Linked DNA regions of Homo sapiens: region 2 is linked to region 1. Evidence: chromatin contacts called from ENCODE Hi-C or POLR2A ChIA-PET data. All regions are on one chromosome and are shown on one strand. The core of a region is the stretch at or near the end of the contact, and the rest is flanking DNA. Distances in the headings are between cores, read along the strand shown. Region 1 overlaps GAS7 (growth arrest specific 7). Region 2 holds the start of SCO1 (synthesis of cytochrome C oxidase 1).

What was found. Hi-C counts contacts between places; a loop is a spot of excess contacts on that map. ChIA-PET counts read pairs that join two places held with the same protein, here RNA polymerase II (POLR2A). Pooled maps may share reads with other maps.
Region 2: a pooled map shows a loop between it and region 1 (4-fold over the local background). The contact joins the promoter of SCO1 here to the enhancer-like site in region 1. A Hi-C loop is called at or near these places in 8 of 37 single-sample maps with no recorded cell type and 4 of 50 pooled maps. POLR2A ChIA-PET finds 5 or more read pairs at or near these places in 2 of 52 experiments (B cell and activated B cell).

What each region holds. Positions count from the first base shown.
Region 1 is chr17:10,037,108-10,042,886 of GRCh38, reverse strand. The region is part of intron 1 of GAS7 (growth arrest specific 7); the gene reads left to right. Among named protein-coding and RNA genes, the nearest start is that of RCVRN, 130 kb to the right of the region's middle. Within about 2 kb of position 2,051, at least 3 of the 41 ENCODE cell types and tissues checked have a DNase peak (open chromatin) inside an H3K27ac peak, as active enhancers do.
Region 2 is chr17:10,696,202-10,702,008 of GRCh38, reverse strand. It overlaps SCO1 (synthesis of cytochrome C oxidase 1), which reads left to right and starts at 4,476. Exons shown (of 6, transcript NM_004589.4): 1 at 4,476-4,774. The coding sequence starts at 4,502. It overlaps ADPRM (ADP-ribose/CDP-alcohol diphosphatase, manganese dependent), which reads right to left and starts at 4,415. Exons shown (of 4, transcript NM_020233.5): 1 at 4,342-4,415. RefSeq lists a silencer at 4,048-4,377 and enhancers at 4,498-4,547, 4,263-4,557, 3,851-4,675, 4,676-5,499.

The DNA of each region.
Region 1 (5,779 bases), core at 802-3,301:
AACTTCTGTCATTTCCTTCCGAATCAACTTCGCTGTCTCTCATTTCCTTATGTCCCGTCCTTTATCAAACCTTATTCTGCTTCGTACATCATGTTCCTCGGGCTCCAGTCAAGCCCTTGTTTTTTATCCCTGCTGTGAGGCAAGTTCTTTATCTTTTGGGAAGCCTCCCTGTACCATCCCAGCCAAGAGTGACCTCGCCCTCCTCTGGATTCTGAAAGCTCTTATTGTCTGCCAGCTTATCACATAGCATTTGGCACTGTTGAAGACTCCTTTGATACTTATTCCTTTTTTTTGCCCATGTTTGCGACTTAGCTTCCGAATTTTAGGAGTCAGGTCCTACATACAATACCTGCCTGCATCCCACACAGGATTCAGGAAAGGGTAGTTAGTAACTATTAGTTGGTTGATTGATCATGCAGACAGGGGGCCACGTATGGAGGAAGGGGGCGTCCCTGAGACCCTGTACCCTAGAGACTGCTTGGGCTGATGAATAATTTTTCCGTTCATGACTGTGAAGCAGTTACAAAAGTGAGTCATCACCCTACCCAGATGTGTTTTCTTATTAATTATCTTTTTTTTTTTTTTTTTTTTTTTGACGGAGTCTCGCTCTGTCACCCAGGCCGGAGTGCGGTGGCACTATCTCAGCTCACTGCAACCTCTGCCTCCCAGGTTCAAGTGATTCTACTGCCTCAGCTTCCCAAGTAGCTGGGACTACAGGCACGTGCCACCACGCCCAGCTAATTTTCGTATTTTTAATAGAGACAGGATTTCACAATATTGGCCAGGCTGGTTTTGAACTCGTGACCTCATGATCTGCCCGTCTTGGCTTCCCAACGTGCTAGGATTACAGGCATGAGCCACCGTGCTCGGCCTATTAATTATCATTTTAAGACAACCCAATTCATCCTACAGAGGACAAGGGCCTACAGCAAATAAGGCCTATTTTGGTTGACAGTTTTCAACTTGACTGAAACGAAAAAAATAATAAGAGGGTTGGTCTTATCTGATGCCGTTGAACTCAGGAAAACTCAGGTTGGTGGAAATATCATCAGTCTTTTTGCTTTGGGATCACGGATTCTCTGCTGTCTGCCGTTCGTGTGTGTGGCTTCATATGTAGCAACCTATCTATTTGCAGAGGCCACAAGGAGAGACCAGTAGCGTGTTTTTCACGGCCAACGCTAATCACTAAGGATGGTTAATAAAGGAAAACCAAAGTGACTTCTGGATTGAGATGCTAGGATGAACCCAAACAGTAAACCCTTAGAATGTATTCGTGAGTCTTCCATACTCTGAGAGATTAACTTTGGGGAATCCTAAAGAATTAAATGTCTGCAGGACTAGTGTGTTCTGCTGAGGTCAGGCCACAGCAGATCAGCCTCCTGGTTTGTAATGGCCCGGAAAGGTCCCTTGCCCTTGGCTGGGGGCCCTACTGGGATTTGCAATGACAGTGATTTCTGTGTGTTGCCTGGAGTGATGCATTGTTGTCTGTGATTGTATCTGTTCGTCTGTGTGATGCAATGTCAAAGTGGTGTCGGAGACGGCTGTTAATGTTTAACAGCATCAAAACTGTCCCCTCTTTGCTGTTACAAAACTGAGGAGTCACAGGCTATGAAAGCTTTCATGGCCATTTTAATTTCACAAACCTGTAAGGACTGAAGGTGAAGGTCTTGGCCATCTAGGTTCAAATGAAGTTTTGCTTTTACCTTCTTCTTTTTTTTTTTTTTTTTTAGGCAGTCTTGCTCTGTCACTCAGGCCGGAGTGCAGCTGCACGATCTTGGCTCACTGCAACCTCTGCCTCCTGAGTTCAAGCAATTCTCCTGTCTCAGCCTCCCTGGTAGCTGGGATTACAGGCGCACACCACCACGCCTGGCTAATTTTTGTATTTTTAGTAGAGGTGGGGTTTTGCCATGTTGGCCATGCTAGTCTCAAACTCCTGACCTCAGGTCATCCACCTGCCTCGGCCTCCCAAAGTGTTGGGATTACAGGTGTGAGCCACCGTGCCCGGCCCGCTTTTACCTTCTTATGGGTGAGAGCCCATCTCCAAGAACAGAAAAGTATCTTGGTCCTGTCTATTTCTGTAGCATGTCTGACCTCAAAAGCGAGTGTGTGGATTCGTCACCCGGCCTCTCCTCCCACACTGCAGAGAGAAGATGCAAATAACTCAGCTGCCGGTGGGGGACTCCCCACCGCTGGATGTGATGCTCTTGCCTCCTCTTCATGGCTGGTTTGGGACCATTTTGCAAGTGTAGGCTTGAGCATTGCCTTTCTCTTGTTTTTATGATGGGTGAGAGGGGGGAGAGAGAAAGAAGGTGGGGGGGATTCTATAGCCGGTTTCCTCCCTCTAGTTTCTCCCTCACATTTGACCTTTTTATACCCTGGTATCATGATGATTTCTACAAAGCACAGCCCTGATTGTGACTTCTCCCTGGCTCAGAATCCACTGATGGTTTCTTCTCCTTTATAGAATCGAAATTTCTTAGTTCTTGGTGTCCTCATGGCCTCCCATGATCTGATGCCATCCTTCACTACTATATTTCTCACCTCCCATGCCTCTTAAACTCTAATGAATGGATCCACCTGCTTTTCCCCCACAGCCTCTACCCACACGGTTTCTCTCTCACCTTGGCTCAGGCTGGCCCCATGGCCTAGAATATTGCCCCTGTGGCTTGTTCTTCTGACCCATCCTGCCCAATCTCTCGCAGGAGCCTCTGTTTTCCTCTGTTAAATGAGGGCGATCATAGAATTTTCCTTTTTGGTTTGTTAGAGGGATTAAGTGACATGAAACATGTGAAGCATAGAACAGCGCCTGGTCCAAAGTGAGTGCTCAGTACAAGATCCTCACAGCCACTCCTGCAGCAGATTGAAACCCAGCAATTAGAGAGGGAGGAAGAGTCCCCCCAGCAGCCACGTCAGTAACTTTAGGAAGGAAGAGATGGGCCCTGCTGTCAGGCATGTAAGAGAAAAGACCAGGAAGGTGGGATGCGGACACAGAAGGAATTGATATGTCCAAGGGAAAGGCACATTGTCACCCCCTCTGGGAGCCCCAGAGGGTGCCACACCCCTAAACGGAAAATCCCTCGATTGACATTAGGATGCTGGCTGTGTCACCTCGGTCTCCCCAAGATTGAACGCAAGACGAGCCATGGTGAGTGAGTCCTGCTATAGGTGGCCAGCCTCGTCGTCTTTATTTATTTATTTATTTTTGAGACAGGGTCTCACTCTGACGTCCAGGTTGGAGTGCAGTGGCATGATCTTGGCTCACTACAACCTCTGCCTCCCGGGTTCAAGTAATTCTCCTGCCTCAGCCTCCTGAGTAGCTGGGATTACAGGCGCCCGCCACCATGCCTAGCCAATTTTTTGTATTTTTAGTAGAGATGGGTTTTCGCCATGTTGGCCAGGCTGGTCTCGAACTCCTGACCTCAAATGATCCACCTACCTCAGCCTTCCAAAGTGTTGGGATTACAGACGTGAGCCACCGTCCCTGGTCCCACCCTCATCTTCTAGGTGGGCTTTCTCTTCACCATTGCCAAGAGGCTGGGGCAGCTTCCCTCTGGGTGTACATGGAGAGCCTGAGGTGGTGTATCTCATGAAGCGGCTTATGGGTCACAGGGTCTTTTGATCTAAACTATCTCTGTGGGTCTTGGGGGCTTTTTTTTTTTAATCATGGCAAAATATGCATGACATGAAATCCACCATCTCCATCAGTTTTAAATGTATAGTTCAGTGGCTTTGAGTATACCCACGTGTTTGTGCAGCCATCATCACCACCATTAATCTCCAGAATGCTTCCATCTTGCACCAGTGACACTCTGGACCCATTAAACACAAACTTCCCATCATTCCCTGCCCACAGCACCTGGTCACCTCCATTCTGCAACCTGTCGCTATTAATTTGACTTCTCTAGGTGCCTCATAGAAGTGAAGCAAATGGTATTTGTCCCTTTGTGTCTGGCTGTTGCACTGAGCATAATGTCCTTAAGGTCCATCCACATGGTTGCATATGTCAAAATTTCCTTCCAATTAGCCAGGCATGGTGGTGCGCACCTGTAGTCCCAGCTACTTGGGAGGCTGAAGCAGGAGAATCGCTTGAACCCAGGAGGCGGAGCTTGCAGTGAGCCGAGATTGCGCCACTGCACTCCAGCTTGGGTGACAGAGCAAGACTTCGTCTCAAAAAAAAAAAAAAAAAAAAAATTCCTTCCTTCTTAAGGCTGAGTAATATTCTATTGTGTTTATTTTACTACGACTTGCATTGTTTCCACCTTCTGGCTCTTGTGAATAATGTTGCCATGAACAGGCAGCAAGACCCTCCCTTCAGGACTCTGCTTTCAGTTCTTTTTGGTATATACCTATTAATGGAATTGCTGGACCATATGGCAATTCTTTGTTTAATTTTTTTGAAGAATTAACACACTATTTTCCACAGGGGCTGTACTATTTTACATTCCCACCAGAAGGGCACAAGGGTTCCAACAGTTCTCAATCCTTACTAGTACCTGTTCTTTTCTGTTTTGTTGATATTTGTTTATTTGTTTGTTTTGAGACAGAGCCTTGCTCCGTTGCCCAGGCTGGAGTGAGAGTGGTGTGATCCTAGCTCACTGCACCCTCCGCCTCCTGGATTCTCCTGCCTCAGCCTCCCAAGTAGCTGGGACTACAGGTATACACCACCACGACTGGCTAATTTTTGTATTTTTAGTAGAGACGGGGTATCACCACGTTGGCCGGGTTGGTCTTGAACTCCTGGCCTCAAGTGATCCACCCGTCTTGGCCTCCCACAGTGCTGGGATTACAGGCATGAGCCATTGTGCCTGGCCTTGTCTGGTTTTTTTTTTTTAAGAACCTGTCCTAATGGGTGTGAGCTAATATCTCACTGTAGTTTTGATTTGCATTTCCCTCATGATTAGTGATATTGAGCATCTTTAAATGTGCTTATTGGTCATTTTTATATCTTCTTTGGAGGAATATCTTTTGCTCATTTTTTTAAATTGGGCTGTTTGCTTTTTATTGTTCAGTCTGGACTCTTTTTGGACCCGGGGTAACTGCAGTGCCTACCTTTCAGCCACTGGTGATAGTAACAACAAAAATCCTAGCTTTCATTGAGCATTTACTTCGTCCACTAGGTGAAATGTTTACATGGATGCCCCACCCCCACCCCCTTTAATCTCTCACAGCAATCTTTTGAGAAAGATACTGTGATCATCTGCATTTTACACTTGGAGAAATTGAAGCTGGAGCCGTTGCCCAGGGTCTTGGAGCTAGTATGTAGTAAAACAACAGCTTAGCTCTGGTCTGACTCCATCCTTAGACGATTGTACTTATTTTCTTCCCCCGACCCAAGGAGCTGGCATTGAAACCTCTTCATAAATAAGTTTATCCATTTGCTTAATAGGGAACCACTCGGTCCTCAGGATCTTGGTTTCTCTAGAAAACCATATTTAATTCTATATAAAGAATCAGTTCCTAAAACCCCAAAGGTTTGCATCTGAAAGCAAACACAGAAATATGCGGCATTTTGAGTGCTAAATAGTCAGCTGCTCCAAAAACCTTTCTAAACGGAGTGATAGGATATATTCATGAAGGATCCAAGCCCTGCCCAAGCTCATTTAGTTGGTGGCTGCAGTATTGCTCTTGGGGTCCAATCCTTTCTCCACTTGTAACTAATGACTTTGTGATCCTCAGGCCCCTTTCAGTGGAGACCTCACATGAGCCTGTCTTTGTTCGTTATCTGTCCAGGTTTGATGGTGGCGAGGGCAGAGTGAAGGCAAGAGACCTTCATCTCGCC
Region 2 (5,807 bases), core at 3,227-5,726, 660 kb before region 1:
CATTTCAGATTTCAGAAACATATTCAGGGAAAGATAGGATCAGAAGTGAGTACGGCAGTGCAAAAAGAACCAGGTGGTCAGGGAATTGACTCTCCTGGCGAGTTTAGCCTTTCCTTTCTTGGTTCAGGGACATGTAGGGGGAGCTCAGAAAGATTGGTCCTGGTGAACAGAGAGATCAAAAACTCAAAGCCACCTCCAGTGAGGAAACTTAGAATTAATAAGCATTCTAATGTCAGGAAATGTTTTCAAAATAGCTCCCTCCCTCCATCAAATACAGACACACAAAAAAATCAGTGAGTACAGGATAATTGTGGAAGCTAGAAATGGGTGCATGAAGTTTATTCTAACTACTTTTATGTGTGTTTAAAAATGTACATATAGGCCAGGCGTGGTGGCTCACGCCTGTAATCCCAGCACTTTGGGAGGCCAAGGTGGGCGGATCACGAGGTCAGGAGATCGAGACCATCCTGGCTAACATGGTGAAACCCCATCTCTACTAAAAATACAAAAATTAGCCGGGTGTGGTGGCAGGCGCCTGTAGTCCCAGCTACTCAGGAGGCTGAGGCAGGAGAATGGTGTGAACCTGGGAGGCGGAGCTTGCAGTGAGCCGAGATCGCGCCACTGCACTCCAGCCTGGGCAACAGAGCGAGACTCCATCTCAAAAAAAAAAAAGTATACATAAAGTTTTTTTAAAAAAGAAAATTCAAAACTTTAGAGAAAATCAAATCTGGAAAAATTAGAAGACCTAAGGAAATATTTCGCTTTTGAATAGAAAGGAGAATGGCAAGTTTTTAGTGAACTTTGTTTTCAAAGTTTGCCTGCACCATTTATTACATGCTACGCTGTCTAAGTTTTAAAGAGGTATTATGAAGTGCTGAACCCTTTGAAATGAAAAACCCAGAACTGAATTATAGTCCTCGTGTTTCCTGAAGCAAAATAACCCTCAATAGGTTATCGTGAGCTTCAACTGAGTTATGATCACAGTAAACTATTACTCTGTAAATCTCTAAACCATAAAGTACTATACGCATGTTAAGAAAATAATTTTAAAATTATATATCTGAAAATCTGTCTAATGAGCCTCATAACTGAAACTACTGCAACATTTTAATAGAAGAGAATAATGTAGAAAAGTTTACAAGAGTTGCTCTCAAAATTCCTATCATGTCATAGTACAGGATAAGCAGCCAGTATTTTGAGAAAACTACCTTAGGCATGAGAGATTTTTTTTTTTTTTTTTTTCCTGAGACAGGGTCTGGCTCTACTGCGCAAGCTGGAGTGCAGTGGTGCGATCATGGCTCACTGTAGCCTCGACTTCCTGGGCTCAAGTGATCCTCCTAATTCAGCCTCCCTGGTAGCTAAGACTACAGGCATGTACCACCACACCTGACTTTTTTTGGCTTTTTTTTTTTTTTCTTTTGTAGAGATAGGGTTTTGCCATGTTGCCCAGGCTGGTCTCAAGCTCCTGAGCTCAAGTGATCCACCTGCCTCAGGCCTCCCATACCCAAGGATGCTTAATTACTGAAAAGTTACTACAAGATCATACTAATAGGGTTTTGCCATGTTGCCCAGGCTGGTCTCAAGCTCCTGAGCTCAAGTGATCCACCTGCCTCAGGCCTCCCATACCCAAGGATGCTTAATTACTGAAAAGTTGCTATAAGATCATACTAATAAAACTTTTCCAATACTTAAGATTGGCAGAAGGCTGAAGTTCCTTGTGGAAAGCCTTCAAGCATCAATAATGAACTTGTAAAAGAAGTAGCTCTACCCTGAAAAGAGTATGATTTCTTCACTCTATTGTCAAAGGTGAAGGGGGCAGCAGGGAAAGTCTAGAGATTAATAAAGAGAGACTTTGTTAGGAGAAACTATTGTAACAGAGGCTCCTAGCCTAAGGGTGCAGCATATGTTTTCTACGCAGATACCATACCAAAAGGAAAGTTAAGTTGGGGCAGGAAATGTTTGTGGTTAGGAGTTAGGCACAAGGGGCAGGGGCCTGGAACAAAAATGAAGTAAACACATTAGGGTGCTGGGAAGTTCACAAAAGTTAGGGCCTAGCTGTCCCCAGTCAAACCAGCCTAAAGTTATGTCAAGAACAAAATCTGATCACTATTGATAGAACCAATATCAGATGATACTAATCCATGCCCTGCTTCTCTCAAGAAAAATATCTAAATTGGGGCCGGGTGTGGTGGCGCAAGCCTGTAATCCTAGCACTTTGGGAGGCCGAGGCGGGCAGATCACGATGTCAGGAAATCGAGACCGTCCTAGCTAACATGGTGAAACACTGTCTCTACTAAAAATATATATATTTTTTAAATTAGACAGGCCTGGTGGCACGCACCTCTAGTCCCAGCTACACGGGAGGATGAGGCAAGAGAATCGCTTGAACCCAGGAGGCGGAGGTTGCAGTGAGCTGAGATCGCACCACTGCACACTCCAGCTTGGGCGACAGAGGGAGACTTTGTCTCAAAAAAAAAAAAAAAAAAAAAAGAAAGAAAAGAAAAATATCTAACTTGGAAAACAAAACATAAACCTCATTTGGTGACTTTGGTGGTTTCACAGCAGTAATAAAAGTGATAAGGTCTATAAGGGATAACACTGTAGGCGCCTTCTGGCACTAAAGTTTCATGGGTCCTTGCCATCAGGCTCAGGTGTTACTAGCAATTCATCCAAAATGCAGTTATAAAACACCTACTTTGAGCCAGGAACTATATTTTATATTTATTTTATTTATTTTTTAGAGGCAGAGTCTTGCTTTGTTGCCCAGACTGGAAGGCAGTGGCCCGATCACAGCTCACTGCAGCTTCAAACTCCTAGGCTCCAGTGACCCACTCACCTCAGCCTCCCAAAGTGATGGGATTACAGGCGTGAGCCACCACATCTGGCCCCAAGAACTGTTTTCAATGATAGCATTTTATTTAATATTATAAAATTAATATGAAGAAGTTGCTACTAAAAGAAGCACTTTAGCAAATAAAATTTAATAGATCAGGTAGAAACACTGACTTCAATCTTAATTTGGGTGGCTGATCAGGTAACCTACAATTGGGCAATCAGAGATGAACAATAATTTTGTATGCTATCTGCCTGACTACACAAGGTACTTTTATGTCTTTTTGTCAATTACAAGAAAAAATTATCCCTGGGCAAACAAATACACAAAGATAAAAGAGCAAAAATCCTACCCACAGGCAACTATAAGATAGAAAAAAATAGTTTGATTAACGACTTGAAGTGCTGAACAAACATTTAAGAACTTTGGCAGAAATTTCTGAAAATTCTAGTCCAACCGCGAATCAAGAAACACAGGTAACACTATGTTCCGTTACTGGGTTAGAGAACAGAACAGTTGGCTAGTTTGGCTAACTCATAGAAAACAAGCAAACCAACCATGCTCTGGTCCAACAATCATCAGAGCACGAGTTTCTCCTACTCAGAGTCGGTCCCATGGGGGAAAAAAAAGCCACACAGGAGCGGGATCTGTAGTTAAGGAAGATAATTAGAGGACGATTTTCCTTTTTTTATTTCTCTGTATTTTGTAAAGCAACCACCGAGGTAGGGGCGGGGAGGGAGTGGTTAATATTGCGGATATTAAGATATAAATAAAGGCAGATGAAATGAAGTTAGACTTTCACAAAGAACGAAAAACCTACGAATGCTCTTGGCCTCATTAACAAGGAACATAAGCAGTTCCAGATGAGGAACCCATAACAAACTTCAAATAACGAAACTGTAGGGAGCAAGGGAGTCCGTGAGAGTATTTTAAGAAACTGGGACCCAGGAAGACTAAGTTAACGGATGGGATATCATGCTGTCTATATTTCTTTACACACTGCTATGCTTTATTAATTAGGTTACATTATAATGTTAAATAACTAGAAGCGCTGGGCATTTAAAGTTCTTCCAGACCGCCCTAACCACTCAAATTATCCTAATTAGCAATTTTTTTTAAGTTAAAGACTATTTCAATCGCAATGGGTCGGTTTCTATTTCAAAGATGTAAAGGAGTCAACATTCTGGCACTTCCTCTTGGCCGGCAGGACGAGGTTGACAAAGTCGGCCAGACAAGGTAGGGTTATGGGGGCTGCCCAGTCCCGTGGGTCTCTAGGCAGTGTGTTCTCTCTTCCGAGGTGGGGGTGTCCCCGGCGCGAGGAGCTAGCTGTGGTCACCGAAGCCCACGACCAAAGCGGGGGCCCCCAGCGCTTGGGGCCGCCTTGCCTCGGCCCAGCCGCGCACCTGGACCCCTAAGGCAGCCCCCTTCCCGGCGCTCCGCTGTCCCGCGGCCCCGCAGCACCGCCCAGCCCGCGCCAGACCCGCCTCCAGCCGCAGGGAACTACCTACCGTGCGCCGGCCCCTGGGCTGAAAGGCCTCTGACTACGGGCTATGTAACAGCGCCACCAACGAGCGGGACGGACAGAGCGACTCCTTCCGACTTCCGGAGGAAGCGGAACGCTACCGGAAATCGCGGGGAGGGTCAAAGGAGACCCGGTCTCCGAGGCTCATGGCGATGCTGGTCCTAGTACCCGGACGAGTTATGCGGCCTCTGGGTGGCCAACTTTGGCGCTTCTTGCCTCGCGGACTCGAGTTTTGGGGCCCAGCCGAGGGGACTGCGAGAGTCTTGCTGAGGCAGTTCTGCGCGCGGCAAGCGGAGGCGTGGCGTGCCTCGGGGCGCCCTGGCTATTGCCTGGGAACCCGGCCCCTCAGCACTGCGAGGCCGCCACCCCCGTGGTCGCAGAAGGGCCCCGGAGACTCCACGCGCCCCTCGAAGCCCGGGGTGAGTGCACACCTGGAACCCTTCTGGTGCTCGTCGCGGCTGTCGGCCAGCCCAGCGGCCACATCCCACTTGGTCGTAACCTCAGACACTACTCCGCCTCCCCTAAAGTTGTCCTTAGCTTGCGCGCCTTACCTGGGTCATGGAATTTCATCCTACATTTCCCGTGCCTTGCGGGTAGTCCCAGTTCTCCACAGAGAACTTGAGACTTTACACCCTCTCCACGTGGCTGGATGCCCCGACTTGGATTTTATGTTAGCGTTTCCATCAAAAAAAAAAAAAAAATTAAGTTTCAGGTTTTCTTAAGGGTATGAACCTAAAGTTTACCGTGATTGAGAAGTCAGAGGACTTTTATAATTTGTCACTTGAGCCCCATCCAGAGTTCCATGTATACGTTGAAATTGAAACAAAAAGTGGAACTTAGTTATGTGTGGATCTGCCTTTTTCTTGGGGTTCTCTCGAGTTCTAATTCTGACCCAGAAATAACTTGAGAGCCACTACCCTGTGGTAAGAGAAGTGGGTTTTTGGAGCTACGGGAAGGTTAATGAGTTAGGCCTAGTCTAGTTGGCCAACATCATCTTCATTTGGGGAGTTGAATAAGGGTACAAAGAAATAATGGGTGTAATTTGCAAGAAGCTCCACTTTTAGATTCCTCTTCTACTTTGGCATTGTTACTTCTGGAAGCCAGAGTTAAGTTAACCTCCCAAATTTCGTTTGGTCTATTTATCTCAGTATCAGCATAAGCAGATAATTGTTTTTTGTGTGTGTGTTTTTGGATTTTGGTTTTTGTTTTGAGACGGAGTTTTGCTCTTTTGCCCAGGCTGGAGTGCAGTGGCCCTATCTCGGCCCACTGCAACGTCCGCCTCCCGGGTTCAAGCGATTCTCCTGCCTCAGCCTCCCGTGTAGCTGGGTTTAGAGGGGTCCGCTACCACGCCCGGCTAATTTTTGTATTTTCAGTGGAGATGGGGTTTCACCATGTTGGCCATGCTGGTCTCAAACTCCCGACCTCAGGTGATCCACCCGCCTCCGCCTCCCA